2 separate regions of the Homo sapiens genome follow, and region 1 is linked to region 2. A link is an interaction called in ENCODE POLR2A ChIA-PET data of the cell type or tissue named here. Cell type or tissue: PC-9. All regions are shown on one strand. Links, peaks and the distances in the headings refer to the core of each region. The heading gives the core; the rest is flanking DNA.

Region 1 (12,958 bases), core at 2,889-10,888, 51 kb before region 2:
CCTTTCCTATGTAGGGGCAGAGCACTTCTTACCATGAAGATAGCATAGTGCTTGTTATATGCTGAAACTGTATTTATTTATTTTTTTTTCTGAGACAGAGTCTTGCTCTGTCACCAAAAGTGGAGTGCAGTGGCGTGATCTCTGCAACCTCCACCTCCGGGGTTCAAACCATTCTCATGCCTCAGCCTCCCAAGTAACTAGGATAACAGGTGCGCACCACCATGCATGGCTAGTTTTTATTTTCTTTCTTTTTTTTTTTTTTTTTGTATTTTTAGCAAAGAGGATTTTACCATGTTGGCCAGGCTGGTCTTGAACTCCTGACCTCAGGTGATTCACCTGCCTTGGCCTCCCAAAATGTTGAGATTACAGGCGTGAGCCACTGTACCCGGCCTGAAATTGTATTTTTAAATGTTTATATGGGTAGAAATGGCTTCCTTGTGCCCTTATCCCTGGAGAGAAAGAAGGGCAGATTCTGATGTCTTCTGCAGAATTAAGCCTGTGAACACGTGACTGCCAGTGGATACACCAGGAGGCACACAGAAGTTTCAGAGGAATACACACACTGCCCAAACCCAACAGAGAGTGTTATACCTTAGGGGAGATGCTTTGTAAAAGCAGCCATGAAATCTCCAAAGGAGATCCTGGGAGACTCTACATAAACCAGAGTGGCAGCATGGTGGAGTAGTGAAAAGCATGACTTCGGGTATTAAAGATGCTAATACCAGAGAGATGTCTTCCCTTCTTCCACCACGTGGGGACACAGCAGGAAGGTGCCATCTATAAACCAGAGAAGTAACAGCTGGGTAACTCTGAGCAAGTCCTTAACCTCTCTGGGCTTCAGTTTCCTTTTCCTCATCCATAAAATTCAGACAATAGTAGTTCTTAGCTCACAGGGTTGTTGTAAGGATTAAATGAGTTAATATTTAAAAATACTTAGAGGCCAGGCACAGTGGCCTGTAATCCCAGCACTTCGGGAGGCCGAGGTGGGCAGATCACTTAAAGTGATCACTAGATCACCCTAGCCAACATAGTGAAACCCCATCTCTACTAAAATTAGCCGGGCATGGTGGTGCATGCCTGTAGTCCCAGCTACTCAAGAGGCTAAGGTAGGAAAATTGCTTGAACCCAGGAGGCGGAGGTTGCAGTGAGCCGAGATCACACCACCACAATCCAGCCTGGGCGACAGAGCAACACTCCATGTCAAAATAAATAAATAAATAAAATAAAAGCACTTAGAACAGTGTCTGAACAGTGTCTGTCACACAGCAAGAACTATTTAAGTGTTACATTTAAAAAGTGGCAAGAGGCCGGGCATGGTGACTCATACCTGTAATCCCAGCACTTCGGGAGGCTAAGGTGGGTGGATCACCTAAGGTCAGGAGCTCGAGACCAGCCTGGTCAACATGGTGAAACCCCACCTCTACTAAAAATACAAAAAAAAAAAAAAAAAATTAGCCGGGTGTGGTGGCACACACCTGTAATCCCAGCTACTCAGGAGGCTGAGGCAGGAGAATCATCCAAACCAGAAGACGGAGGTTGCAGTGAGCCTAAATCATGCCACTGCCCTCCAGCGTGGGTGATGGAGCCAGACTTCGGTCTTTAAAAAAAAAAAAAAAAAAAAAAGTGGCATGATCAAATCTCCAGAATGGAAACCTCAGTTGGTTCCATGATTCACCCAGTCTAAGGAGGTCTTCCATTGGCTCTGTCCTGCACTTACCCTCTCAGCATACTGGCATGAGGAGGTTGGAAGATGCCTGGACACCTTTCTCCTCCAGCACTAGGCAGGGCACCTCTGCTCTACTCTGCTTCTTGGCCATGTGCACGCCCAGGGCCATGAACCAACAATGGGGAGCTCCACCCAGGGCTTGGACCAGAAATGGGCATCCCTCAATTCAAACCCCGCAGGCCCTTTCCAGGCTCCATGTCTGTACTGTCACCAAGTGTTGCAACTCAACCTGTCCATCACGCATACTGTGCACCAAGCCAGGGTTACAGAACACAAGGAAAAGCTATTCTTGAGAAAGGTAGGAAAAGCAGATAAAGGTTTGCTGCAAAATCACTGATATGAGGCAGATGGATTAACATGGGAGAAAAGGTATACAAATTGACTTCATATGCATGAAACTACCCACACAGGGTTGACAAGAATTGCATGCCAGGTTCTGGACAGAAATACAGGTATTTCATAGTGCATTCATAGAATATATTACATAATATGTTATATAATATCATTAATTAAATATAAGCATTAATCAGGCTGCACTTTGGCCCACTTCCTTGTTGCTAAAAGTCACTAGATACTGAAGATTTGTACCCTCTCTGTTCCTCCAGACGGGATATCTGACGTCAGAATCAATCATAAGGCTTTTGTTTAAGGATCACTTAAGATGTTTTTTAGACCTCTAATTCTAGCAACCAATTTGAAGACCCCCCACAGAGGAAGAGGATCAGCATGAGCGAATAGCTGCTTCATCTCCCTGTCCCATGATGTCACGCTACACTCTTCTACCAACTGATGACCTCCACACTGGCCCACTCCAAAACCCTTAATAACCCTAACTCCAAATTCCTCCTGGAGATGTGTTTGAGTTTTTCTCCCATCTCCTTGTTCAGTGACCCTATGATTAAACCTCTTTCTCTGCTCCAACCAGGTGTCTCGGTATATTGACTTGCGTGGGCATTGGGCAATGAACCTATTACGGTTACATGTATACAAGGGCCTTCAGAATGAAGATCCAGCTTCCCAATGAGATACAGAAGCTTTGATACCGTCTTGAGGTTACAGAAAAAAATGGGGGCTTGATCCTTATAAAACAGGTTATGGGAGTGGGGAGAAAGAGAATTCTGTTGAGGGGCAATAAATGATTACTAGGGAGAATGATAGGATGGGGACTAGAAATTAACTTGTAAATAGTTTTCATTGGAATAATAAATGAGTGGAAAGACAGGCACTATCTTGTGAAAGGGTCTGTTCATGTGTGGTTACATTCTTGGTCTTCCAAAGAGGGAAAGAAAACAATTGTTCTCCTTGGTAAGACTGATCTCAGGCAGATAAAGGAACTTCAATTTCTTTGGTAGAGATTGGAGGTGAGGGGGGAAGGTCGGAAGGTCAGAGAGACCTTGAGGATTCCTCAGTGCGGCATGTCAGTGCGCCATATTGTGGGATGTTGGTTTCTGAGCCCCACCATAGAGAAACTAGCAGGTGGCAGGAAGAAGGAAGGATCACGTAAGAGGAAACCAAACACACAAGGAAAAAAGTAAAAAGCTGAAGTAAGTATGAGGAAACTTTTTTTGTCTCTCTATTTTTGGCCAAGTGAAAAAAACAAACACAAGAGAATAAACCCAGTGACTAGAATCAGACACAGCCAGTGGAGGGAGGGAACAAAAGCGAGCTGCAGAATTGCAAATCCATGCTAATTACCTCACCCTTCCTCCTGTGCTGGGCTGAACCCAGGGCCCGACAGCCATTTGTACCATGGCCTAATAATGATTTCATTTCACAGACTTCCTCCCACTTTTTTTTTTTCCTTACAAAGTCCATCACAATTCTGTTTTGGGAAGTAGAAACAGTATCTATCTTTAGACAAGTTAAATGCCAAAAGAACTCAGATAAGCATATCTGAGAAGTAAAGAATAGTTGGTGTGACCAGGACAAATTTCAAATCACAAATATTCGAAATTCTTCTCTGTGCCTTGGAGAGAGAAGTGCCTTTGTTTGCTGAATTGGCTCACAGAACGACTTGGCCTTTGTCCTGTTGTGTAGGACACAGGATGGGGCACAGAAACCAAGGGGAGGCAAAATATTTATCAAGTGCCTACTATTATATCAGGCATTCTGCAAGATGTTAGAAATGCCTCTGCCCTCTGGATGCTAACACTATTTTTTTTTTTAACATTTTTAAAATTGTGGTAAAAAATACCCAAAATATAAAATTTGCCATCTTAACCACTTTTAAGTCTACTGTGCATTTGTGTTAAGTGTGTTCACATTGTTGGACCATCAATCTCCAAAATTTTCCATCTTGCAAAACTGAAGCTTTGTACCCATTAAACAACTCTCATTTCTCCTTCCTCCCCCAGCTTCTGGCAACCACCATTCTGCTTTCTGTTCCTAAGAATTGACCATTCTAGATACTTCACATGAGTGTAATCACACTCATAAATTAGTCTCATAAATGAGTCTGAAAGACAGGCACTATCTTGTGAAAGGGTCTGTTCATCTGTGGTTACATTCTTGGTCTTCCGGAGAGGGGAAGAAAATGCTTGTTCTCCTTGGTAAGACTGATCTCAGGCAGATAAAGGAACTTCAATTTCTTTGGTAGAGGTCGGGGGTCGGGGGGAAGGTTGGAAGGTCAGAGAGACCTTGAGGTATTTGTCTTGTTGTGACTGGCTTATTTCACTCGGCATCATGTTCCCAAGGTTCATCCATGTTGTAGCCTGTGTCAGAATTTCCTTTCTTTTTAAGACTGAATAATAATCCATTGTATGCACATACCACATTTTATTTATCCACTGGGAACCACCTATACAAAAATTACGACAGTGAAGGAAATGTAGCATAACTAACTACATCTTGTTTTAACCTCACAGGCTAACTTGCTCATTCCAAGCTAATTATGGGAGGAATTTAGTTCATAGTTTAACTTCAAAACAAAGACGATGATACTTCTTTCCTGAACTAACCCCCTCTACTTGCTCAGGGACCAAAACCACTTTCATATAACTAACGTAAGTCCACAAGGTTAGAATTGTGACAGAGGTCTGAATTCTGCTAAGATATACACATAATTAAACTCTAATCAGTCATTGTTTTATAACTTGCCTTTAAAAACTACTTACTACTCAGGAGTCATGTAGCGAATGGTAACAAGATTTATAACTTTTCCAATTGCCCCTATGGATAACATCATTATTGTAAAACCTAAGAATGGTATTTGAGATATTTTTCAGACCTTGTATTCCGTATGAACCAACTGGCACCACTCAGACCCATAACCTGCACCCGAGAACTGACTCAGTGCAAGAAAACACTTTCAAGCCCCTATGATTTCATCCCAACCCAACCAATCAGCATTCCCCATTCCCTAGCTCCTGCCTGCCAAACTATCCTGGAAAAACCCTAGCCCTCACATTCTTGGGGAGGCGGATTTGAGAATTATCTCCTGTCCTTCCATTTGGCTGGCCCCACATTTATTAAACTCTTTCTTTGCTGCAGAACCTGCTAGTTTTGCATTGACTTTTCTGGGCAGCAGGCAAGAAGAACCCGGTTGGGCGATTACACATTAATCTGTCATTGGACACTTAGGTTGCTTCCACCTCTTGGCTATTGTGCATAATGCTGCTATGAACACAGGGGTACAAGTATTTCTTCAAACTAACACTCTTTTAAGGAGCCTATCCCATCATATTTTGTTTTGTTTTGTTTTTTGAGACAGAGTTTCACTCTTTCGCCCAGGCTGGAGTGCCATGGCACGATCTCGGCTCACTGCAACGCCTGCCTCTCGGGTTCAAGCAATTTGCCTGCCTCAGCCTCCTGAGTAGCCGGGATTACAGGTGCCCACAACCACACCTGGTTAATTTTTGTATTTTTAGTAGAGACAGGGTTTCACCATGTTGGCCAGGCTGGTCTCGAACTCCTGACCTCAGGTGATCTGCCTGCCTCAGCCTCCCAAACTGTTGGGATTACAGGCGTGAGCCACTGTGCCCAAGCTATCCCATCATATTTGGATGATTTATTTGCCCAACAATCGGCCCAACTGGATTTTTAGTTGCACAGGGATCTGTTTTATTTATCTTTGTATCCCCATTTCCTGTACTGTGTAAGCACATAGTAGGAACTCAATACATATTTGTATTTGTTGAAAAAAATAATTTATTTTTATACTTCTTAGTCACTACTGTTGCAGCTGGCTGTTTTACATATTTTAATAAATAAGTTTTGCAATTTTAATGAATGCTATTTTGATTATATTTATATACTAAGCTAGTTTATATAAGGGGATTCATATAAAAAATATCTAAATCTCAATCAAAATTCACTTTCTAGATGAAATGCCATCGACAATTCCTTCTCACTTATTTTGCTTAAAATCAACTATCATGGTTCTTATTCCTGTCTTTTTAGCCTCTCATTTCCTCAAGCCATGGTACTGCATAGATCCTGAGGGCACTCAATAGGGGGTCTCCTCAGTTCATGGGACATCTTGTTGAATAAAGCCAGGTATGGGCCCAGAGTTTGGTTTGAGTTATTTTCGTGAGGAGGCACAGGATGAAAAAGGCACAGCCCTATCATTGGAGGAACTCACAGTCCTGTGGCTGTCTGGTTAGTAAGAGGCCTCAGTTTTTTCGGGTGCAGAAAATAGTATTTATCTCCATTCCCATTACCCAGGTGACAGACACAGACACAAGTATAGTGTTTACCAAGCACAAGGACCTGAAAGACATTGTAGAAATTGAGTAGCATTGTGTTTGGTGATAATTACTGCATGAAGTGTCGGCAGTAGTAGAAGCTAGTTCTGTAATCCTTTACAAAATAGACATTGAAATTATGATTTCTGGTCAAGGTAGCATTGCTGAACCTTTGAGGCACTCGCTCAGCTCTAAGCACAAAGCAATGGTTATTAAAATATAAAGGAGAAAAATTAAAAGACACAGTTTTCTCCAAATATAATAAACTTTCTTTTTTTTCTTTTTTTTTTTTTTTGAGTCAGAGACTCAGTCTGTCGCCCAGGCTGGAGTGCAGTGGCGCAATGTCGGCTCACTGCAACCTCCGCCTCCTGGTTTTAAGCGATTCTCCTGCCTCAGCTTCCCAAGTAGCTGGGATTACAGGAGTGCGCCACCACGCACTCCTGTATTTTTTGTATTTTCAGTACAGTTTTTTGTATTTTTAGTAGAGAGGGAGTTTCACCATGTTGGCCAGGCTAGTCTTGAACTCCTGACCTCAGGTGATCTGCCTGCCTCTGCCTCCCAAACTGCTGGGATTAGAGGCATGAGCCACTATGCCCAGCCCAAATATAAACTTTTCTTTTGACCGGAAATGCAAAGCAATAAATGGGGCTAAAAACATGGGCCGGTTCGGTTCCAGGTCTGAAAAGAGGCAGGGGATGCTAGAATGGGGCGTCTAGACTCCTTAAAGGGAACTAACAGTGACCTGCATGGAGTGAGGGGAGCGGGTGGTAAACCAGGTTCACTGCTTGAACCTATGGGCTAGACTGAGAGCCCCTATCCCCCCCAAACAAACTGGCTTGTTAGGCTAAATAAGCTGACCGCATGTGGTAATAGGCTTTACATGAAGGAATGATGGGGCAGGAAGAAAGGACACAGACAGGAAACTGGATCAAGCAACTACAGGCCTCCATGACTGAATCCATGGTATCTCCATCATCACAGTAGAGAAAAAGAAAAGACAAACTCTCCTTGTTTGGATAATGTAATCGTTTATGAAGAATATCATACAGACTATCTGAAAATAAAATCAGAATTAAAAAGACAATTCAGGCTGGGCTCAGTGGCTCACATTTATAATCCTAGAACTTTGGAAGGCTGAGGTGGGAGGATTGCTTGAGCCCAGGAGTTCAAGACCAGCCTGGGCAAGATCCCCGGATAATCTAAAAATTAGCTGGGTGTGGTGATGTTTGTCTGTAGTCCCAGCTACCCAGGAGGCTGAGACAGAAGGATCCCTTGAGCCAGAAATTTGAGGCTGCAGTGAGTTATTGTGGTGCCATTGCATACCAGGCTGGGCAATAGCCTGAGACCCTGTCTGTAAAAAAACAACAATTGTCTGGGCACAGAGGCTCACGCCTGTAATCCCACCACTTTGGGAGGCTGAGGTGTGTGGATCACTTATGGTTAGGAGGTCACGACCAGCCTGGCCAACATGGTGAAACCCCATCTCTACTAAAAATACAAAAATTAGCTGGTGTGGTGGTGCATTCCTGTAATCCCAGCTATTTGGTGGGGGCTGAGGTGGGAGAATTGCTTGAACCCAGAAGGCGGAGGTTGCAGTGAGCTGAGATCAAGCGACTGCACTCCAGCTGGGACAACAAAGCGAAACTCTGTCTTGTATGCTGATTGGTATAAGATCAACATACAAAATTCCACTGTAACCCTACATCTCAGTATTTATCACATACAACATTTACTAGCAAACAAAAGATAACATACTTAATAGCCATAAACAATATAGTGTCTAGGAATAAATATAACATGTACTTTTGTATATAAAATATTCTTATGGAAAACATTGCAGAAGATTTGAATAAATGGAAACATATACCATATTCATGAATTAAAACATTCATTATCATAAAGATGTCAGTTCTCCCAAAGTTAATATTTAATTTCAATGCAAACCCAATTTGAAAAATCCCAACCTGATTATGGAACATGGTACAGTGATTACAAAGTCCATGTAGAAAACGAAAGGGTCAAAAATTACATGCATTTGGTGGAAAGTAATAATATACAACTTAGAGTGGCTTAAGCAATAAGAGGTTTATTATTTCAGATTACAGGCTGTCCAGTGATAGGTAGCCCCAATATTGGTTACTTCAACAGCACAGCAGCATCATGGGGACCTGGGACCTTTTCATCTTTCTGCTTAGTTAATCTCTGTGTGCTGGTTTCCAGCTTGTCCCCTCAGAGTGACAAGATGGCTGCTACAGTATCAGCCATCACATTTTTCTCCAACTTTGTACAAACATAGGAAGGGCAAGTCTTTTTCTCATGTACTTTTTTCAGTATGAGGAAAACTTACCCACCCCATCCCAACCCCACTCTAGCACAATTCCACTTAGGTCTCATTGCCAAGACATGCAACAGAAGCCCGTGCCAAAACCAATCCCAAAGGAATGGGATTACTATGACGGGCTTAGACTATGCACTATGGCAGAGGACCCATGAATACTTGAAAATAATTGAGGCTAGAAAGGAGAACGAGGGCTGGGCTCAGTGGCTCATGCCTGTAATCCTAGCACTTTGGGAGGCTGAGGCGGGTGGAAATAATTATATACATATTTCCTGTTTCATGTCACAGTAAGTTTAAGTTGGTTTAAAGACCTAAATATGAACAGTAAAACTTTATACTTCTAGAAAAAAATACAAGACATTATGTTTACACCTTTGGGGTAGGGAAGAACTTATTAAATAAAACATAAAAGTATAAAACATAAAGGAAAATATGGATACATTTTACCACTTTAAAAAAGAGACCATCAAGAAAAAGAAAGCTCAGACTGAGAGGAGATATTTTGCTAGGCATAAAACCATCCATGTGTTAGTATTCAAAAATTATAAAGAACTCATGCGAAGCAATAAGAAAAATAATCAACTATTTCATACCTATAAATTGGCAAAATTTTTAAATTCTGAAAATGCCAAAAATTAGCAAAATGTGGAGAAACAGAACTTTTGGAAAGCAAAATGGTACTGTATATTAATATGAATCCTAAGACCTGTAGTTCCTCCCTTAGGTAAATTGTCTAGACTCATCGTTTTCAACCAAGGGTGATTTTCCCCACCAAGGGAATATTTGGTAATATTTGAAGATATTCTTGGCTGTTAGAGGTGAGGAATTCTGCTCAACATCCTTCCCACAGCAAAGAATTATCTAGTCCAAAATGTCAATAATACAAGGTTGACAGACTCTGGCCTAGAAAAACCTCACATGGTGTGCACCAGAAGACCGGTATTTAAATGTTAATTGCAGCATTGTTTGTTATAGCATCACTGACAACAAACTAAAAACAACCTTCACATCCTTAAGGCAAGAGGAAGGATAAGTAACCTGTATATATTCAAGCAAGAGAATAATGTACAACAATTACAAGTAATGGCTTAGTTCTTTGGGCTGCAATATAAACACATCTAAAAAATAATAATGAATAAAATACACGGCAGAATATTATATACAGCATAATATAGTTTTCCTTTATACTTTACAAACACAAAACAATACTTTGTATTGTTTATGTATATATATGTATAATATAAAAGTATAAAAGTTGCATGGGAATCACGTATTGCAACTTCCAGATAATGGTTACTTTTGTGAAAAGAGGGAAGGAGAAAAATAGAGAAATGAATGTGATTGGCGGTAGGTAAGGGGCCTCAAATGTATTGTAAGACTTTTCACAAACAAACCCTAAATCAAGTAAGTCAAAATTAAGATCTGTTAAGGTAGGTGTTTTTTGTTTTTTTTTTTTGAGACGGAGTTTTGCTCTTGTTGCCCAGGCTGGAGTACAATGGTGCGATCTCGGCTCACCGCAACCTCCGCCTCCCGGGTTCCAGCAATTCTCCTGCCTCAGCCTCAGGAGTAGCTGGGATTACAGGCATGCACCATCATGCCCGGCTAATTTTGTATTTTTAGTAGAGATGGGGTTTCTCCATGTTGGTCAGGCTGGTCTCGAACTCCCAACCTCAGGTGATCCACCCTCCTCGGCCTCCCAAAGTGCTGGGATTACAGGCGTGAGCCACTGCGCCCAGCTAAGGTAGCTGTTTTACACATAGATGTTTGTTAAACTATTTTTCATAGTTTTCTGTTTGCCTGAAATATTTTATAATGAAGATGTTTTGAAATATTTTAAGAACTGCATTTGCAAGAATGAGTATTTCTTATATGTCTAAGGAGCAGAGAGTTGCTGGAAGGAGTCAGTGTTTCTAGAAGACACAGCATCACTCCAAAGGAAGTTAGAGAAGGGAAAAGTGACCTATAGTTAAAGAAGAGTCTATTCATGTAAACACCCTCTCCCAGGGATTCCTGGTAGGAAGAGAATTGACTTTCCTGCTGTGTGAGTGATTGGTAGGCTAAGCCTCTGTCCATGGTCCTATCCCTCTGCCTCAAAACAGCCTTCAGGGAAGGAATTTAGAGGAAGGTTCAAGTTTGCCTTGGAGGAAAGCAGTGAAGTGTCCTGGATAGAGCTGAGAAGTTGAGAGAAGAGGAAACATTTTGGATACAGTATTTAGAAAGAAGTTTCTATTCTCTGCAGTAGGAGCCAGCAGCAGAAAGGATCCTGCAGGACAGCCATTCTTTGTAGTGATGAACAGCTTCAATTGGTGGAGAGAGCTCCGCTTACACTGAGGCCTGCTTGGGAATAATGATACTGTCTTCACTCTGGCATTTCATATTTTCAACAAAGGCCTTCTCATTTCTAATGCTTTTCATCATTTCTCTCCAACACTCCTGTAAGACCATTCAATACTCATCTTTGCTTTTACAGAGATGAGGAGACACTAGTAAAGCTTCTCCAAAGACTTGGAGTCTTTCTATTAACCAATATTTTGACCTAAGCCACTTGGGATACATAAACAGTGAAAGTAACTCAACTGAGAAAGATCTTTTATGAGCCTCCTAGAGTAATCACCCATCTTTTAAAAAGAAACAACATTTCTTGAGATCCCAGGAGGTGTCTGGCACTACACAAAGTGATATGAGCATGAGAGTGCAGAACATAATGTTTGGGAACATAGTGTTCCTCTGGGGACTAAAAAATTAATGCAGATCCAAAACTGTTAAAAAAAAAAAAACACAAGGGTTGGTTGTAATAAATTACAGGAAGACAAAGTGAAAAGCGTAGGGGCAAAAACCCCAAGCATCATGGTAAACTAGGGAGCACAAAAGCAGAATATGATAAGCCAATTAACCTTAGGAGAGTACAGACTCTCAGTAAGGGCAGAATACAAGAGACTTAGCCTTTGAAGGCAATTTTGCAGACTCAGTTACTTGTACACATAGACAATCAATAGATGTTTCTGATGGCCCACTGGCAAATATATACATATATTTGTTTGCTGTAGATGAAGCCCAAGCCATCCTGCATATAATAAAGTATTTAGGAAGAAAATAAGTGGGTTGGCAAACTTTTAATGTACATAACTGGAGACCTAGTTCTGGAAAGCAGCTCTAATGGAAATAGGAGCAATTGGGTTTATAGTTGCTGATTTTTATCAGCAACCAGAAAGTGTGCTAAAAGCTTCATTTGGCCTACTTATAGTTCCCTGGGTAAGTTAGTGGGAAATTTTCACTAGATTATTTGTTATATATCAGGAGAGGAAATACAGCAGTACATGAACACTGTGTCATATAGGTAAGAAGGTATCTTCATAGAAATGTATACTCTAGTCCAGGACAGTGTTGCCCCACCATGGTGATGGAAGATACTTGGTAATGTGGGAACCTGCCTGTTCCTCAGACTGAGCTTTCCCCACCAACCCAGTATACTGTATTTCCTATTTTAACGACTTCAACCCTGCTAACCTATCAATAATAGGGAAGTCAGTCTTATATGTTGATGGTCAGCTTCTAATTTGGTCTCCCTCCTGGCCACTTCAACTTCATTCACTTTTATGCTTAATGCTCCCCTCCCCCCTCCCCTCCCTCCCTCCCTCCCTTCCCCTTTCTCTCTCTCTTTCTCTCTTTCTTTTTCTGAGACAGGGTCTCAGTCGATCTCCCAGGCTGGAGTGCAGTGGCACAAACACAGCTCACAGCAGCCTTGACCTCTCAGGCTCAGGTGATCCTCCCACCTCAGCCTCCCAAGTAGCTAGGACTACAGGTGTGCACCACCATGCCTGGCTAATTTTTTGTATGTTTATTTTTTGGAGATACAGTCTCACTCTGTCCCCCAGGCTGGAGTGCAATGGTACAATCTCAGCTCACTGCAACTTCCACCTCCCAGGTTCCAGCCATTCTCCTGCCTCAGCCTCCCAAGTAGCTGGGACTACAGGTGCACGCTGCCACGCCTGCTAATTTTTTGTATTTTTTAGTAGAGACAGGGTTTCTCCGTGTTGCCCAGGCTGTTCTCAAACTCCTGAGCTCAGGCAATCCACCCTCCTCGGCCTCCCAAAGTGCTGGGATTATAGGCATGAGCCACCATGCCCAGCCAATGCTTCATGTTTTCTAGTGCTATAATCCTATGCTAAGATTTAAAAGGTCTAGAAAATTTTATTCCATTGGAGAAAGGAA
Region 2 (12,958 bases), core at 3,075-11,074:
TGGCCCCAATCTACCTGCTACTATGTCCCTTCTGTGCTGGTCCCACTGGTCTCCTCATTGTTGCCCAAAATACACCCTGGACATTTCCAACTTCAGGCATGTACTTAAGCTGTTCTTCTCAACTAAAATATCCTCTTTCTTTTGCTCTACAAACCCAAGTTCTATCTGTTCTTTGTCAATGTTGTATTTCTTAATTATACCAAACAATGTATGAGTATATCCTCATTAGAAAAATATTCAAACAGGCTAGGCGAGGTGGCTCATGCCTGTAATCCCAGCACTTTGGGAGGCCGAGGTGGGTGGATCACCTGAGGTCAGGAGTTCGAGATCAGCCTGGCCAACATGGTGAAACCCTGTCTCCACCAAAAATACAAAAAGTTAGCTGGCCATGGTGGTGGATGCCTGTAATCCCAGCTACTTGGGAGGCTGAGGCAGGAAATCGCTTGAACCCATGAGGCAGAGGTTGCAGTGAGCTGAGAACGCACCATTGCACTCCAGCCTTGGCTACAAAAGCGAAACACGATCCCAAAAAAAAAAGAAAGAAAAATATTTAAACAATAATAAAGAAGTATACATACAGTAAAAACTGAAAGTCCCTATTAATTCTAGCCCTTCCCCTCTCCCACCTGCCAACTGTATTGCCCTTCTTCCAATTTGCTAGTTATCCTTCCGACTCTTTTTCACTGCATTTAATAAACCTATACAGTTTTTGTTTTGCTTCATTTTTAGGTAAGTGGGGTTACAGTATACACTCTGTCCTGTGGCTAGCTTTCTCCTCTTCAAGACCTATATTAAGTTTCCTCTCTCTCCCCAGAAACCTCCCTCACCATTTCAGCATCCAATGACCTCCTCCCTGTAACCCTGCCTTGGATTTCAAACACTTGGTATCCTTGGAACCCTATTGGCTTCTGATTCATCTCTTTATGATGTCGGGTTGTTTAACTTTTTTATGTGTGTCTTATCACTGACATGTAAAATCTTTGAGGGGAGGAATGTTATCTTGATCTTTTGCAGCATTTAGAACTGCCCAAAATGGGTCTCCAGCCTGATTTTATTGAGTAAGTGAACTTTAGGTTTCCCATTTCCTGATCTAAGATGGGAAAGCTCTGCTCCAATGCAGGGAAAAATTAAAATGTACTATGATGAAGTACTTCAGCGTTTTCATGCACTCTCCTAAGAATTCTCTCAATCTGTTGTACATGGTGGGTTTGTGGATTTCTATTAATATAAATCAGTTGAGAAGTGCAGCAACTTTGTGAGAAGCCAGAGACCCCAGGCAAAAACTTTTCTTCTCTGACCTGTCAGACCAAGGACAGCTCCATGAGTTACAAACCCTCAGAGATGAAATCATCACAGAGTGAAAGGGAGGTTTACAGCACAGGCTGATGTGGGAAAAGGTTGTGAGGGAAGCACCAACTAGCCAAGGGGAACCCACTCTCTCAGATGTTTCAGACTTTTAAAATTTCAGCTCTCACTGAACCAGCTTTCCAATGGAATTAGTCACTGGTATAACAGCCACAGCAATTCAAAAGGCCTTTCATTTTTCCTTTTAAATTAAAGCTGTAAAGTCGAACTTGAAATTCCTTCAAAAAATGTTATTTTCTCAGCATCACAGAGAAGGCAAAACAGCCAATATAACATATCCGTGTTTTATGTTAAATGCTGTCCCTTGAACAAGTTACTTAATCTTTCTATGCCTCAGTTTCTTTATCTAAAAATGAGTATAACATTTGTGCCTACTTTATAGAATTTTGAGCATTAAAATGAGATAATTTAGTGCAGTATGCAGTGAAGGCTGGCTCACAGTAAATTCTCAAAATTGTTAGCTATGATGAGGGTGATCATGTTATGACTCCTCAAGTCTATGTCAGCAGCTACAATGGCTCGCTCTCTCTCTCCCTCTCTCTTTCTTTCATAAAGATAGGGTCTGCTGTGTTATCCAACAGTGCAGTGGCATGATCGTAGCTCACTATAGCCTCAAACTCCTGGGCTCAAGCGATCCTCCCACCTCAGTCTCCCAAGTAGTTAGGATTACAGGTGTCAACCACCATGCCTAGGTGAAAGGGTTTTCTATGTGAGACTTTAGCCAAAGCAGGCATACAAGAACACCGTTGAGCTGTAATAATGGTGAACATTATGAACAATATTTCTTGGGAAATTCTATTTAATTCCTTCATCCCCATTACAGTGAATTTGCTTAGAATCTTTATTCAACAGACTATTGCTTGAAAATAAATGAGTTATTAAATGGAAAAATCTCTTCTTGTGAAAAATTTTCTCTAAAATCCTATTAGTCCTAACTAGATAATACATTCCTTTTGACATCTTACATGTCTGCTATTAATAATCTCAATTCGTAAGTCTAACTAACCAGTTGAAAGGATCTAACTTAATTAAGAATTTTGCTTTATCAAAAAATTTTCTATTGTCTCAAAAAAGAGCTTCCAGATCCTTCAAAAGAGGCCATTAATCAAAGCAGATAAAATTAGTTTTAGTTACTAAATAAATACTTAGAATACTGCAGATAATCAAAGTAGTTAAAATTAACAGTCAAACTGTTAATTTTGTGGTCTCAAATAGTTATCGAGACACTGTAGACATTGCAGAAAAAATCTGAAGCAATGAGCTGGTTAACTCAGATACAACGATATTTGGGGCATCAATTGATTACGAGTTTCAGATTGAATTATTCTGTTATTCAATTGTTCACTTAGGCAATGCCTATATAATAAGTTAACTTAGGCTATCTTAATAATTGATGTGTGTTTGTTAGTGTATTGGCTAAGGACATAGGACTTTAGATGAGAAAATGAGGGTTTCAGCCAGACACGGTGGCTGGCCGGGCGAGGTGGCTCACACCTGTAATCCCAGCACTTTGGGAGGCCAAGGAGGGCAGATCACTGAGGTCATGAGTTGGAGACCAGCCTGGCCAATAGGGTGAAACCCGTCTTACTAAAAATACAAATATTAGCCAGGCGTGGTGGTGGGTGCCTGTAATCCCAGCTACTGGGGAGGTTAAGGCACACGAATTGCTTGAACCCAGGAGGTGGAGGTTGCGGTGAGCCAAGATTGCACCACTGCCCTCCAGCCTAGGTGGAAGAGCTAGATGCTATCTCAAAAAAAAAAAAAAAAGAAAACAACGATTTAAATTTCAATTTGGTAACTTCCTACATAAGTGAACTTGGACAAATTATTTAACCTTTCTAAGCCTCAGTTTTCTTATCACTAAAACGTAATACTTATTTTGCTGGCTTGCAAGGGTAAAATGAGGTAATATACATAAAGAAAATATACATAAAGAAAATATACATAAAGGCTTAACTGGCACTTAGTAGGTAGACATTGAATTAATTCTTTTCCTTTTTAAGTCACTTCAGTTTCTCAGCCATGATATTATAATAAATAAGTAAATACATAATATGTCAGGTGGTGGTAAGCGCTACAGAGAACAGCAAAGTGGGAATCCTTAATGTCTACCAGTGGGGACAGGGGTAGCTAGGATGAGAAAAATAGAGGGGGACATTAATATGGTGGCTTAGCCTCAATCCATGCATAAAGATTGTCAAGGTGCATGGGGGCAAGTTGTGTGGCTTTTTTTTAAAGCCTTTATTGTTTCATAATTGTGTCCTTCATAATCAGGCAGACACAGCCTAAAATTATACAGGAAGAGTGGCAAAGAGGAAGGAGTCAGGAGTGAGAAAGCGGAGGAATGAGGCATGGGAGGCTAATGAGCTGTAGGGCCAGCCATTGATGTCAGGATCCTCAGAACTAAAAGTAGAAGCCACAGCCTGGAGACTCACACTTACCACTGATACCCAACAATGCCATCTAGATGGTGGTGAGTTAGTTGTAACAGCAGTTTCTTTTGAGTATTTTAAAAAATGATTATTATAAAAAATTAAATAGCACATTACAGAAAGGATATAACCTAAATACAGAAAACTGAAAAGATTTAGGAAAAATAAGTCACCAATAATTCCATTAGCCTAATTCATTTAATATCAGCATTTGGGTTAATTTCCTCCTAGTCCTTTTTCAGGTGTATATTTAAAGATACGTGAAATCACACTGTATACAGTTGTGGATCCTGTTATTTTAAGTATAACATTGTCTCATAGCATTTTCCTTGTTGCTAACCAGCCTTTCATAACTATCCTTTTAACAAGTGAATAATATATCATTAAGTAAATGAACAGTAATTTACTTAATTTAACTATCTCTGTATATTGTTAGATGTTTAGAATCTTTCCAATTTCTTGATATCATAAATATCACATTAGTATACATTTTTCTGTGTGTTTTCTTTTCCACATTATTTTTTTTTTTTTTTGAGACAGAGTCTTGCTCTGTTGCCCAGGCTGGAGTGCAGTGGTCCCATAACAGCTCACTGCAGCCTCAACCTCCCAGGCTCAGGTGATCCTCTCACCTCAGCCTCCTGAGTAGCTGCGACCACAGATATGTGCCATCATACCTGGTTAATTTTTTATATTTTATAGAGACAGAGTCTCACCATGTTGCCCTAGGCTGGTCTTGAACTCCTAGGCTCAGGCAATCCTCCTGCCTCAGCCTCCCAAAGTGCTGGGATTACAGGCATAAGCCACCATACCTGGCCTTCTTTTCCACATTTTAGATTATCTTCTTAGAATTGACTTTCAGAATTTTCAAAACATAAAACGTTGCAGGAGATGGACATTTTATGACTCTTTATACTTACTGCCAAATTGCTTTTCAAAGGGATTATAACAATGCCCAGTCCCAAGAATGGTGTAATGGTGTACTCATGAGGTAGCAAACCTCATCATACCCTTGAAAACAGTGGATCATTTCATTAATTTTTTTTTTTTACAGCTTCAGTTTCCAGGTTGTGATATAAGCAAGTAAACAAATAGTATGTCAGATGCTGATCAGTACAATGGGGAAGAGGAAACTGGAGAGAGGGGATGTGGCGGGGGAAGTGTTGCTGTTCTGTACAGGATGATCAGGAAAGGCCTTTCTAAAAAGATGATACTTAGGCCGGACGCAGTGGCTCACACCTGTAATCCCAGCATTTTGGGAGGCCATGGCAGGCAGATCACCTGAGGTCAAGAGTTTGAGATCAGCCTGGCCAACATGGTAAAATCCCATCCTGTCTCTACTAAAAATACAAAAAGTAGCCCAGCATGGTGGTGGGCACCTGTAATCCCAGCTATTGGGGAGGCTGAGGCAGGAGAGTCACTTGAACCCAGGAGACGGAGGTTGCAGTGAGCCGAGATCGTGCCACTGCACTCCAGCCTGGGCAACAAGAGCGAAACTCTGTCTCAAAAACAAAACAAAACATATTTGAATAAGAGCCAAAAGAAGTGAGGGATTAAGGTGTAAGAACTGCCCGAGGAAAGAGGGTTTCAGGCAGAGAAAACACTAAGAAAGGCCCTAAGACAGACCCATGTCGGGCAATGTTTGGGGAACAGCAAGAAGGCCAGGGTGGCAGTGCCCAGCGAGAAGCGGGTAAGGAAGGAGATGAGCTCAGAGGCAATGTGGGCAGCCAGGCCATTGAAGGCTTTATCAGCCATTGTAAGGATGTTTCTTTTACTCTGAGTAAGATGAGAAGGCATTGAAGGGTTTTGAGCAGAGGGGATTTGGGAATTGGCCTGTGTTTTATATGATTACGTTAGCCAGTGTGTTCGGAATGGGCTAAATGTGCTCGAAATCAAACTCAGCATCTTTCCCGGCAAACCTCCTACAGTCTCAGCATCTCCATCCTCTGACTCACCAATGCTCAAAACCATAGTAATCTTTTACATCCCAAAACCAATTGTCGCCAAGCTCTGTCAATACTCCCTCTGGAATGTCTCTTGCATTTGCCTTCTCTGTCCATTCCTACCGCCAAAAGCCTACCATAATCATTTTCTTTTTTTTTTGAAACAGAGTCTCCCAGGCTGGAGTGCATGGGCATGATCACAGCTCATTGCAGCCTCGACCTCCCAGGTTCAAGCAGTCCTCCCATCTCAGCCTCCTGCACAGCCGGAACCACAGGTGCACACTGCCACTCTCAGCTAACATTTGTATTTTTTGTAGAGATGGGGTTTCGCCATGTTGCCCCGGCTAGTCTCGAATTCCTGGGCTCAAGCGATCTGACTGCCTTGGCCTCCCAAAGTGCTGGGATTACAGGCATGAGCTACCGTGCCTAGCCCCATAACCGTTTTCTAACTCATCTCCCGGCCTTCTACCTTTCTGCTCACCCTCGTACCACCCGGTGCCGCTAGAACAATCTTCCTAGCAAAGCTGATCACTCGTGTTATCTTATTTGTCTCCCTGCTCTTCACCACTCAAAAGGTCTAAATTCTTCAGACTGGAATTCAAGCCCTACCACAATTTGATCTTAATCTAGTGCTCAAAACTTATCTCCCATTGTTTTATTCAGAATTAACTGTGCCTTCCTAACAAGTTCCTTGAACCAGCTCTGTACTTTATTACTGTACATTTTTGCTTACATCGTCTCCACTTCCCTACACCTTCTGTGTAAAACACTCTTCCCTTGGGCCGGGCGTGGTGGCTCACGCCTGTAATCCTAGCACTTTGGAAGGCCGAGGCGGGCAGATCACAAGGTCAGGAGTTCGAGACCAGCCTGGCCAACATGGTGAAATTCTGTTTCTATTAAAAATACAAAAAATTAGCCAGGCATGGTATCGCGTGCCTGTAATCCCAGCTACTCAGGAGGCTGAGGCAGGAAAATCGCTTGAACCTGGGAGGCAGAGGTTGCAGTGAGCAGAGATCGCGCCATTACACTCCAGCCTGGGCAACAAGAGTGAAACTCTGTCTCAAAAAAGCAAAAGAAAACAACAACAACGAAAACACCCTTCCCTCAAAGCCCCACCCAGAAATCCTACCCACACTTCCGGGATCCCAAATATCACTTTCTTCATGAAGCCATCCCCACTCTCCCTGGCTGGAATGATGTTTTTTTTCTTCTGTGCCCCATAAGTTCTATTCCACTACTCACACATTCTGTACCACATTATACTATCATTTTGTGAATATACTTTCCTTCCTGCCAGGTGATAAGCTCCTTGAGGATCCGTGTCTTGTTCATCGTTGTTGCTCCTACAGCACTTATTTCAATGCCTTGAACATAGTAGGTTTCCAAGAAAGGTTTGTGGACTTGAATTCTCCAGGGCCTTGTTGCCAATTTGTTCTTGCAACAGAACTAGAATTCAGGTCATCTGATTCCCAGCTCCCTATCCCTTTCCCAATACCATTCTCTCTCTGTCTTCCTTCTATGATTCATTGTCATCTCATCTGAATGACATTTGAAACCGCTAAGGAATTTTATGGAAGAGTGACTAAACAAAAAACAAATGCTGGAATGTATTTTCCATGTAGCTATTTAAGCCAAAGTGAACCTAATGAAGGGGCACTAAAAATCTGATCCTGAATAAAAAATAAAATAGAAACAAACAACAAAAAAAATGGCACATATATGTCTAGAAACGTTTTAGCTTCTTAGGGCTTGATTTTTGGCTTGCATTAATCTTATAGGAGTCCAGTTGCCATGTTTCTTGGTAAGCTATAAAGTTGTAGTCTGGGGGAAGAAATAAAAAACAAATAAGTGGCCGGGTGTGGCAGCACACACCTGTAATCCTAGTACTTTGGGAGGCCAAGGCAGGCAGATTGCTTGAGATCAAGGTTTTGAGACCAGCCTGGCTAACATAGTGAGACCACATCTCTACCAAAAAAGATACAAAAATTAGCTAGGCATGGTGGTGTGTGCCTGTAGTCCCAGCTACTCAGGAAGCTGAGTTGGGAGGGTTGCTTGAGCCCAAGGAGCAGAGGTTGCAGTGAGCTTAGATCTTGCCACTGCACTCCAGCCTCAGTGACAGAGTGAGACCCTGTCTCAAGAAAAAACAAAAACAAAAACAAAGCAAGTAAGTCTATTTTTCTGTTTAAAAGCTCTTAGCAACATTTTTAGCCCCTAATAATATGAGAGGGTTTAAACATTTGGGAACGAGGCCCTGTGGCAAAGCTTAATTTGCAATTATTCCAATCCTCCCCCTGCCTTCCCAACTTGGAAAAATAGCCCAAGGAGCTACTGTTCTAAACTGGGCATCCTCTTCGGTATTTGAAGTTTAAAAAGTAAATTATACCCGTGATACATGTTATATACAAGTATAATATATGTAAAATGCAAATAAAATTGTCATAGCATTTAACAACTAGTAATCGTTAGCATTAATGATATACACACGAGAGTTACTTGTGAGCGAAGAACACTGATGCCCTTAGGAAAAAGAAGATTTTACCAAGTTAAAATATATATTTTAGAGAATGGTTTAATATTTTAGAGAATGGCTTAATATTTCAGAGAATGGTTTCTCTCCTTGACAGTTTTGTCTCTCCTCTCCACTGAAACTTAGAAGAGGGCAGGATTGCTGTGAAGAATGTCCTATTGAGGTTTTCACAAATTCGAATGAAATGGGATGAAATTAAAACCCTCCACTTTACAGGGAAAAGGGATGAAAATGAAGCACTCATTCATCTCAGTCTACTCCATCTCAATCTGAATGTTACAGCAGAGGCTGACCTGTGAATCTAATGTCAATTGTGATAGAATCGTAGAAATGAAAGCAAGCTCTGAAATAGTTCCTTCTACCTTCGATCCTCAGTGGGTGAGCCCCGAACCATTACAAACAGGAGTTAGTATTTAAGAAACTTTCTCATAGGCAATTTCCTCCAACTGCACCCTAAATTCTACTTTACAGAACTTCATAGACCATTTTTCCTGTGCTCTACAATGAAGATATGAAAACAGCCTTTTGCCACAGCTAATGATCCTAACCATTTTTCTATCACTTGGGTTACATTTCTGGACTATGGGGAGACAGCCTAGAGCAATGGGTAAGAATTCAGAATTGGAGACAGAGTTGCGCTTAAGCCACAGCTGTATGATCATAGGTAATTGACTTAAGCGCTCTAAGCTTCAATTTCCTCACCCATAATAGAAGGATGATAATACCATCCAGCTGATAAGATAACTGTGAGGACTTGTCTAGAACCAGTGCTGTCCAATAGAAACATAATGGAAGCCACAATGTGAGCCACATGTGTGATTTAACATTTTCTAGTAGCCCATTAAGAAAAGTAAAAAGAAATAGGCAAAATTAATTTTAGTGCTATATTTTACTTAACTCATGTCCAAAATATCATTTCAACATGTAAAAAATGTTCATGAGTATTTTACATTCTGTTTTTTGCACTAAGTTTTCGAAGTCCAATGTGTATTTCACACGTACAGGTTGAGCATCTCTTATTCGAAATGCTTGGGACCACAAGTATTTCGGATTTCAGATTTTGGAATATCTGCATATACATAAATGAGATATCTCGGGAATAAGACCCAAGTCTAAATTCAAAAATCATGTGTGTTTCATATACATATTATACACATGGCCTGAAGGTAATTTTATATAATACTGTTAATAATTTTGTGCATGAAACAAAGTTTTTATCAATCGAATGATCAGAAACCAAAGGTGTCACTATCTCAACCACCCATGGGACAATCTGTGCTTGTTTGGCAACATCATTCCTGACGCTCATTTATGTGCTACTGATAAGCAATCATTTTCTCACGTTTATTTAGACATAAGTACTTAACAGTAAAAAATATAACACACCATGAGCGTGTTGGTTCATTCCTATAATTCCAGCATTTTGAGAGGTCCAGGTGGCTGAATCACTTGAGGCCAGGAGTTCGAGACCAGCCTGGCCAACATGATGAAACCCCGTCTCTACTAAAAATACAAAAATTAGCCGGGCTTGGTGGTGCACGCCTGTAATTCCAGCTACTCCAGAGGCTGAGGCAGGAGAACTGCTTGAACCCAGGAGGATCGCTTGAACTCAGGAGGCGGAGGTTGCAGTGAGCCTAGATCGTGCCACTGCACTCCGGCCTAGGTAACAGAGTGATATACATATATATATGTGTGTGTGTGTATATATATATATATATTTGTATATCACTCTGTTACATATATATATATATATATATATATATATATATATATACACACACACACACGTATATATATGTGTATATATGTATATATAACATACTATTAAAATAGTGAAAAAAACAATGTGTTCAGAGTTACTAATCAGCACAGCAGCATCCCTTAGAATACCTGTGTCACGGCCAGGCATTGTGGCTCACGCCTGTAATCCCAGCACTTTGGGAGGCCGAGGCGGGCGGATCACGAGGTCAGGAGATCGAGACCACGGTGAAACCCCGTCCCTACTAAAAATACAAAAAATTAGCTGGGCGTGGTGGCGGGCGCCTGTAGTCCCAGCTACTCGGGAGGCTGAGGCAGGAGAATGGCCTGAACCCGGAAGGCGGAGCTTGCAGTGAGCCGAGATCGCACCACTGCACTCCAGCCTGGGCGACAGAGCGAGACTCCGTCTCAAAAAAAATAAAAAATAAAAAAAGAATACCTGTATCACTTGCTAAACAGCAGCAATAGCAGAGAACAGCAGGCTTTGTCACCACCAACAATGCCACTTGTAGCATCATAGTCCTCAAAAAGTTTTGGATTTTGGAGCATTTTATATTTTGAATTTTTAGATTAGGGATACTCAACCTGTATAGCATACCTTAATTCAGACTAACCATATTTCAAGCGCTTGATAGCCACATGTGACCCGTGGCTACCATACCGGAGAGTGCAAGTCTAGGAAAAAGGCTGTGACTCATTTAGCATTATGCTAGGCATAGAGAATTCTACAAAATCATCATGGATGTTATTGTTAGAGGACTGTGTAATCTTCTCAAAGCATTCACTTCTCTAGACTGACCCTGTCTGTCCTGCTCTTAGAAGTACCTGGAGAGGTTCCACTGCTCAAGCTTGAGCTCTTTAGTTACTTTAAGGGGTACTTCCTTATGGTCACTCCCCATCTATTGTATGGAGAAGGCGACCAAAAGTGGCCTCCGTGGGGGTTCTGCATAGAAAATACACACATGGAGTGTCAATGACCTTCAGGGTACTGACTTATGAAACCCCAAGAAGGAGACACCATCATATTGATAGGACAGGATAGGACATTTGCTAAAGCAACCACTTGCTCCTATACTTCTCCCCTTCTGAGTAGAGAGGCTTAGCTAAGTAATACATGTGATCAAAAGTTGATTTGTTAAATTAAACATAGGGCCAGGTGCGGTGGCTCATGCCTGTAATACCAGGACTTTGGGAGGCTGAGACAGGTGGATTGCTTGAGCTTAGGAGTTTGAGACCAGACTGGTCAACCTGGTGAAACCCTGTCTCTACAAAAAATGCCAAAAAAAAAAAAAAAAAAGCACAGTGTGGTGGCACATGCCTATAGTCCCAGCTACTCAGGAGGCTGAGGTGGGAGAATAGGCTAAGCCTGGGAGGCAGAGGTTGCAGTAAGCCAAGATCGCACCACTGCACTCTAGCCTGAGTGACAGAGTGAGACCCTGTCTCAAAATAATAATAATAATAATAATAATAATAATAATAATAATAATTAATAATAATAATAAAATAAGTTAAACATAGAGTTCCCTTACAACTGAATAATTCTCCTAGGTATGTACCCAAGAAAATTATAAAATGTACATTTCCACAAAAGCTTGTACACAAAGGTACACAGCAGCATTATTTACAATAGCCAAGAAATGGAAACCACCCAAATGCCCAAGAGCTGATGAATGGATAAACAGCATGTGGTATATTCATACAATGGAATCTTTTTCAGCCACAACAAGGAATGAAGGACTGATACAATATGGATGAACCTTGAAAACATTATGCTCAGTGAAAGAAGCCAGTCACAAAAGGCCACATATTACATGATTCCATTTATATGAATATTTACATTAGGCAAATCCATAGAGCCAGAAAGCAGATAAGTGGTTGCCAGGGTCTGTGGTTAGGAGAGAATTGAGAGTGACTCTACCAGGCATGGGAGTTTTTTTTTTCTAGGATGACGGAAGTGTTCTGGAGCTAGGCTCGGGCTCTGGAGCCAGGCAGCCTGTGTGAAAGCCCAGGTCTCATTACTCATTCGCTTTGTGACTTTGAGCCATGTTCCTACCTCTTCTGTGCCTCAGTTTCCCTTTACAATGACGATGATAAGAGTGCCTGGGCTTGTTATGAGGATTCAGATAGTTAACATATGTAAAGTGCTCAGGAGAATTTCTGGCCAGTGGTATATACTATTTTTTTTCCCATTATAATGTTTATGACTTTAAGAAAATTGATATATAATAGTCGTACATATTGTTGGGGTACATGTGATATTTTGAAACCTGATAGCTATTTTGAAATATATAATAAATTATAGTCAACTTTAATTTCCCTACTGTACTGCTGAATACTATAATTTATTTCTACTATCTAATTCTATGTTTGTACCCATTAGCCAACATCCCTTCCTCCCCCACTCCCCCTTCCCTTCCCAGCCTCTGGTAACCACCATCCTACTCTCCACCTCCATGAGATCCACATTTTTAGCTCTCAGATATGAGTGAGAACATTTGATATTTGTCTCACTGTGCCTGGCTTATTTCACTTAACAAAATGACCTCCAGTTCCATCCATGTTGCTGCAAATGACATGATTTCATTTTTTAAATGGCTGAATAATAGTCCATTGTATGTGTGTGTCTGTGTGTGTGTGTGTGTATCCACATTTTCTTTATCCATTCATCTGTTGATGGACACTTAGCTTGTGTGATAGATATTTCATAAGTGAACCTGATCAGCCTGTCCCCCACCCTTGCTTATTTCTGTCCATAGCATTAGTCACTTTCTTTTTCTTTTTTTCTTTTTGAGACAGGGTCTCTCTGTTGTCCAGGCTGAAGTGCAGTGGCACGATCTCGGCTTACTGCAACCTCCACCTCCGGGCTCAGGCGATCCTCTCACTTCAGCCTCCCTAGTAGCTAGGACTACAGGTGTGCCACCACACCCAGCTAATTT

The links. ChIA-PET counts read pairs that join two places held together with the same protein. Peaks named below come from ENCODE experiments on the same cell type or tissue, not always from the same donor. Only the 100,000 strongest peaks of a DNase experiment are listed, where the experiment ranks them.
Region 1: POLR2A ChIA-PET joins it to region 2 with 13 read pairs; 5 of 35 experiments call an interaction of 5 or more read pairs at or near these places.

The regions. Positions count from the first base shown.
Region 1 is chr7:131,210,168-131,223,125 of GRCh38, reverse strand. It overlaps a transcript of MKLN1 not described here. Among named protein-coding and RNA genes, the nearest start is that of LINC-PINT, 110 kb to the right of the region's middle. RefSeq lists a silencer at 1,890-2,090 and an enhancer at 3,974-4,043. In PC-9, for the core only: no CTCF peak of the experiment used is centred there; no DNase peak of the experiment used is centred there.
Region 2 is chr7:131,159,044-131,172,001 of GRCh38, reverse strand. It overlaps a transcript of MKLN1 not described here. Among named protein-coding and RNA genes, the nearest start is that of LINC-PINT, 56 kb to the right of the region's middle. RefSeq lists an enhancer at 6,954-8,153. In PC-9, for the core only: no CTCF peak of the experiment used is centred there; DNase peaks (open chromatin) are centred at 5,772 and 7,241; H3K4me3 peaks cover 1,753 bases; H3K27ac peaks cover 4,500 bases.